Regions from separate parts of the Homo sapiens genome. Here region 1 is linked to region 2. The links are chromatin loops, found by intact Hi-C in ENCODE. Cell type or tissue: PC-3. All regions are shown on one strand. Each heading gives the region's core, and the rest is flanking DNA. Links, peaks and the distances in the headings are about the cores only. Region 1 has its middle 74 kb from the start of DKK1. Region 2 overlaps LOC124902426 (a long non-coding RNA gene).

Evidence for each region. Peaks named below come from ENCODE experiments on the same cell type or tissue, not always from the same donor. Only the 100,000 strongest peaks of a DNase experiment are listed, where the experiment ranks them.
Region 1: a loop joins it to region 2, with 2.0 times the contacts of the local background. A loop is called at or near these places in 1 of 110 quality-filtered maps.

Annotation. Positions count from the first base shown.
Region 1 is chr10:52,386,804-52,389,737 of GRCh38, reverse strand. It overlaps the pseudogene RPL31P44. Among named protein-coding and RNA genes, the nearest start is that of DKK1, 74 kb to the right of the region's middle. In PC-3, for the core only: no CTCF peak of the experiment used is centred there; a DNase peak (open chromatin) is centred at 1,787.
Region 2 is chr10:52,565,830-52,568,763 of GRCh38, reverse strand. All of the region lies in intron 1 of LOC124902426 (a long non-coding RNA gene), which reads right to left. All of the region lies in intron 1 of LOC105378305 (a long non-coding RNA gene), which reads left to right. Among named protein-coding and RNA genes, the nearest start is that of LNCAROD, 97 kb to the right of the region's middle. In PC-3, for the core only: a CTCF peak has its summit at 1,575 (motif pointing right); DNase peaks (open chromatin) are centred at 303 and 1,613; H3K4me3 peaks cover 736 bases; H3K27ac peaks cover 1,633 bases.

The sequences.
Region 1 (2,934 bases), core at 290-2,789, 180 kb after region 2:
TATTAAAGCTTTGATTGATAAATTTTTTTTTAAAATTTACCACACTCTAAACACATATTGTCAAACCTGCTTACTTGTTTTAAAGATGAGTTGAATTAAAGCCCTAAAATGCCATTTAGCATGCAATAATGTTTACCCTATTGCAAACCTACTGGAGATACATTATACTAGTGATATTGTAACTCTTGTACACTTAGAGAAGGATGACAAGGAATCCCTCGCACTCTTCCTTTCCAACTTGGACCTGGCAGAATTGTTCCCGCAAAGAAGGGTGGAGAGAAGAAAAAGGGCCGTTCTGTCATCAACGAGGTGGTGACCCGAGAATACACCAACAACATTCACAAGCCCCATCCATGGAGTGGGCTTCAAGAAGAGTCCCCCTCGGGCACTCAAAGCGATTCAGAAATTTGCCATGAAGGAAATGGGAACTCCAGATGTGCACATTGATACCAGGCTCAACACAGCTGTCTGGGCCAAAGGAATAAGGAAAGTCCCAAACCGAATCCGTGTTTGGTTGTCCAGGAAATGTAATGAGGATGAAGATTCACCAAATAAGCTCTATACTTTGGTTACCCATGTACCTGTTAACCACTTTCAAAAATCTACAGAGAGTCAATGTGGAGGAGAACTAATCGCTGACCGTCAAATACCTCAAATAAAGTTATAAAATTGCAAAAAAAAAAAAAAAGACAAGAAGGAATAAGTAAAGCATTTTTAAAGAATTCTTTAAATTTGACGACAGTAGTCTAAAGACTCAAAGTGAAATTTACCAGGTTAAAGTCTTGGATCATTTTCCCATAAAAAATCCCTACCACTTCTGTTGATGAGAGTTGAATTGCGAGTCATAGAAACCTGTGCATCTCTGTCACTTCTTCGTATTCTGCTTCCTACCAAGTAGAATCATAGCTTGTTTCTCATATACTGCAACCTGCTCCCCCCAAGATGTGACTCAAGGGAAAAAAGCATTCATCATATAAGGCAGCATCTATTAAGCACATTTTGCTGTGCTAGACCCTAGGCTAGGTGCTTTCATGCCCTGTCTTACTAAGTCCTTATGGTAAAAGTCCATCCATCTTTACAGATAATCCAAAGAACCTTCAGAAGGATTATTTGCTAGGTATATGTAAGTATAAAAGTATTAAACCATAGAGTTGCAGAGAAAATCTTCTAACTCCTGTAGCTGCAGCCATAGTGTGTCTAATCTATCATCATCAATATTCTGACCCCAAGAGATATCAAACAGAGTTATTATCACCTTACGTAGGCTAGAGAGAAAAGTCTGATCAAAAGCCTTCATATTGAAAATCCTTTCCTGATTCCTTGATTGGCCTTTTGCCCTTCAAGTAGGAGAGGAAGTGCTTATGAGTTTCATTCACAGAAGAAAAAAACCACTTACTTTGAAATTTACTGGCAACTCTTCAAAATGTATGCTGATGTCCTAAAGGCTTTGTTCTTAACTTGAAACACTGGGTAACAAAAGTACTATTTCCCTTCTTCTCTTTATTTTTCCTTTCCCAACTTCCTTTATTTATTTCCCTCTCTTTTTCTTCTCCACTCCACCTCTGTATGAGTGTGTGCAAGTGTGTGCCTGTGGATATTCATTTGAGTTTATAGAATTGACTATACAGGTATTTTAGTCTAATGCAAGCATGAAATCAGAGGGGCAAATTGTAAAGAAGGAAACATGTATGCCTGGTGCCATCACCTCGTCTCATAGTACCTCATATTACCTACTCTTTCCTCCCAGTGTTGCACCTGCCTGATGAGCAATGCCTTTGTCATGCTTCCTTGGCTGACCTTGCTTCCAACCTATTGTTCATTTGACAATTTGTTACTTAATTCACACTGTGTGCCAGTCTTGTGCTGGATGGCCATTTTTCAGAAACTATTCTATGCTCCGCATTCTTGAGTCTCTAGGTATGTTCAACCACATACACTCATCAAGCTTTTTGGAGAAGGGGAGAGTTTGGTGGTCAAATAAGTTTGGAATTAAATCTAGGAACTGAACCCAATCTGATTTCTAGTTCAAAACAAAACAGAAACAGCTATCAAAGACATTCCTGTCACAATTTGGGAAATTTCAATATAAACTGGGTATTATATCATATTAGGAATTACTGTTTTGCTTTTATGTTATTGTAATATAGTTATATGGAAAAATGGCCTTATTCTCAGGAGATATATGCTATGTTCAAGAGTGAAGTATTTCACGTGTCATGATGCCTGAAACTTATTTTCAAATGGTTTCAATAATTGTAAATAAATTTATCTGTAATATTAAAACTAATATACTGATATAAAAATATACAGTTCTGCAAAAAATGCTTATATTTATATATTATATATACATTTGTTACCTACTGTATGTTCATATAGTAAAAGTATGTGTTTATTATCATTTACTACTATAAAACAACTATATATGTTTATCACTTATAAATCAATATGTATATTATATTGTTACATATATGAATATATTTATACATAATGCATATGCCTATATATTATATATGTGTATATTATATATAATAAACACAAATATATAAATATATAATATATAAGGTAGTAATTTTTACTGAATATATATATTGTATATATAAATATATTAATAAATACATAATATAAACACAAACCATTGCTGTGAATATTAAGTAAATACATTTTTATTTTCTGAAGTATGTTTACCTATTTTGACTAACCTTGGGCACATAGCATTTTGGAGTACTGGGAAATTAATTTGGATAGCATGAGGAAGAGAATGAAGTTAATTAATGAGAAATTCTGTTCACGGGTAATCAAGAGTTGACTTTCAAGGACAGAAAATGTCCTTATGCACTAGACTTTCTGAAGTAGGAAAGACCAATTTGTGAGGGAGGAAGAGGGGGATGCTGTTCCTAGACCAATTTGGGGACTTCTAGACCTCTGCAGGAAGTA
Region 2 (2,934 bases), core at 276-2,775:
CTATTCCTTAGTCTGCCAGTGATAAAAAAGAATCATTTAAGTATACTTCCATAGAGGCCACATGTGTACCATGTATAGTGCTTAATATAAATCATGAGGAGAGGGCCTCCAGCATCCTATGAATAGTCTTGAACTTGGTATGCTGTAATAGGTAGTCTTTGATCCAAGGAAACCCACAATTGAATTAGCAGAGATGATTTCTTTTTTGCTTTCTTCTCTTTCTCATGCCCTTGCTAGATCTGTATCTCAGAAAACTGTATCCCTAGTGACATATGAGGAATCATTCTATTTGCAATGTCTGCAGCATCTCTGACTCAGTAAGTGACTATTAGCAAGGGAAAGTAACAAAGCTAGACAGTTCAAGAGAATAAAACTTGTCATGGCTCTATGGTAATAGTCTTTCATTAGTCCAGGGTGGAGAATAGAACAAAATGATCGTAATAACCAAGCGATAAATCAGATTATGGTAAGGATCCCTCTCTACCACACTGACATTTAGATTTAAATTTTGCTTAATTGAACTCTAGCCTTAAATGGCCTAGGAGGCTAGTGTTATATGGAAGACATTTATAACAAACCTCCCAGCTTAGAACTTTTGGTCTAAGTTATCTGTTGGCTCTGACTTTCTGCTGCTATCAAGCTTCCAGAGAAAAAAAAGGGACCAGGAAGCCATCCAAGAAGCCATAAGCAAATGTGACTTAAAATGATGGGTTATAAATGGCAGCTTTCTAGGTGTTCTGCAAGCTCCATATGAATACAAATTATACCTAAACTTTTCTTGGGTAGCCGTCCCCCAACATTTTAATTTAATTTTTATGCTTTGGCTTCATCTTATTTTCAAAAGGATTTAAAGTGACTTCTAAGATAAATAAAACATTTTAAATTGATATAAACTAGGAATAGGTAAAAATGAACAGAAAGAAGTATTTGTACATTAAGTGAGTTAGGAATGAGTCTAACTCAAAACTGAACATCAGATGGTCTTATGAATAGACACAACATACGTTCTAAGTTTATAACAAGGGAAGGAAAAAGGGATACCTGATGGGTTAGTTATATCTGATCAGTCAGTGTGTCCATATGCTCATGACAATTATTTAGAAGAAACAAAAGGAAAAGCATCTGCAGGATCCTCATGTTGGAAAAATCCCTCAGCCTTTGGCACAGAGTTAGATAAATAGTAGGCACTTGAAATAGGCTTACTAGTTAATAGGACAATGACTACTATCTGAAATTATAATTATAAAAAAGAAATGTTTCAAAATGGAAAGAAATTAAAATCAAGGAAGTTAATGCTCTTGTAGTATATTTAAGTACTAAAATGTTTCAGAGCACTGTACCAAATTTCCGGGGAGGGAGAAAGTACGAGCTCCATCAACCTAATGGGAGAAATAACATAAATCTCTTACCACGAGATGTAAGATAAATGTTAATTTCTATAATGACAAATACAGTACTGTTATATGAAAAGCTCATTGACCTGAGGGCACTACTAAGAAAATGTTTCTCTATTTTTTTTTTAAATGTTTTTACAGTATTTTAATAGTTTGAATTCCTAGTCGGGGGGAAATTATCATCTACCCATTTCCAGCAGGGGGCAGAATTACCATAGAGGAGGTAGATGGTATAAAAATATCAGGAAACAAGAAACAAAATCAAGCAGAAAAGTAAAAAAAATAGTTTGTATTTCTTGGACTCTTTCCAAGTTGACAAATATTTATCAATTTTTAAAAGTAACAAAAAGTTCTTCATGAAATATTTAGCTATTGCTACACTATTGTTTACTACCAAAGGCAATTTCTTTCAGCTACACAGTAGGAAGGTTGATTTTTGTGCAATGCTTTACAGCGTCAAGTTCTTACTGTTCCTATATGTCAAGGAGAGCAGTTGAAGCTTTACAATGATTTCTACAAGAAAATGATCCCATGTATGCTTGCTTTCTCATACTGAAGACATCTTAAGCTTTGTTGAAAAGTTCTTATCTTTCTAATTATACCTTCAATCAATGAAATAGAAAATGAAATAGAAAGTTGCAGCCAGTGGAGTGCTGGTAAATGTTTAACAACTGGGTCTCAAAACAAAACAAAATAAAACAAACAAAACAAAACAAAACAAAAGAGGGTGCGTGTGTGTATGTGTGTACATCATCTTGTAATAACTTTTGAGTATATAAGAATGTGTAAGCTTTTGTTGATTTTTCCTAACTCTTGTAATCATAGCCAACCCATAGCTGCAATTGACAAATACATGTGGTTCTGATGTGAATATTGGCTGCGATTTTTCTTTCCTTTTTTATTTTTTTTAACCCATTAAGATAAAAGTGGCCCTAACACGGTGGTTCACGCCTGTAATCCCAGCACTTTGGGAGGTGAAGGCAGGCAGATTGCTTGAGGCCAGGAATTTGACACGAGTGCGGCAACATAGCGAGACTCCATCTCTCCAAAAAAAAAAAAAAAATACAAAGAAAATTAGTTAGGTGTAGTGAAGGGTGCCTCTAGTCCCAGCTACTTGGGAGGCTGAGGTGAGAGGATTACTTGAACCCAGGAGGCGGCGGTTGCAGTAAACCGTGATCACACCACTGCACTCTACCCTGGGCAACAGAGTGAGACTGTCTCAAAACAACAAGTAAAAATTTTAAAAAGATAAACGTGAAACAGCAAGACCAATGTCAGAACTTTCCTCCTTCATCTATTATGTGAGTGATGTATATGCTGAATCAGGTAACAGTTTTTAAGTGTTAGAAAACTATTTTCTCAATTTTTTGTGCTGCACAGTATAATGTCTCCAGACATGACTCACTTTTAAGTTTAATCTGCATTATTAATGTTTCCTGTATCACTTTCTTAAATAAAGACAATAAACAAAACAATTAATCAAGCCCTGATTTATAGCATTTGCCTGCTCTGTGGGTTAAGTGATATGAATACTCTCACC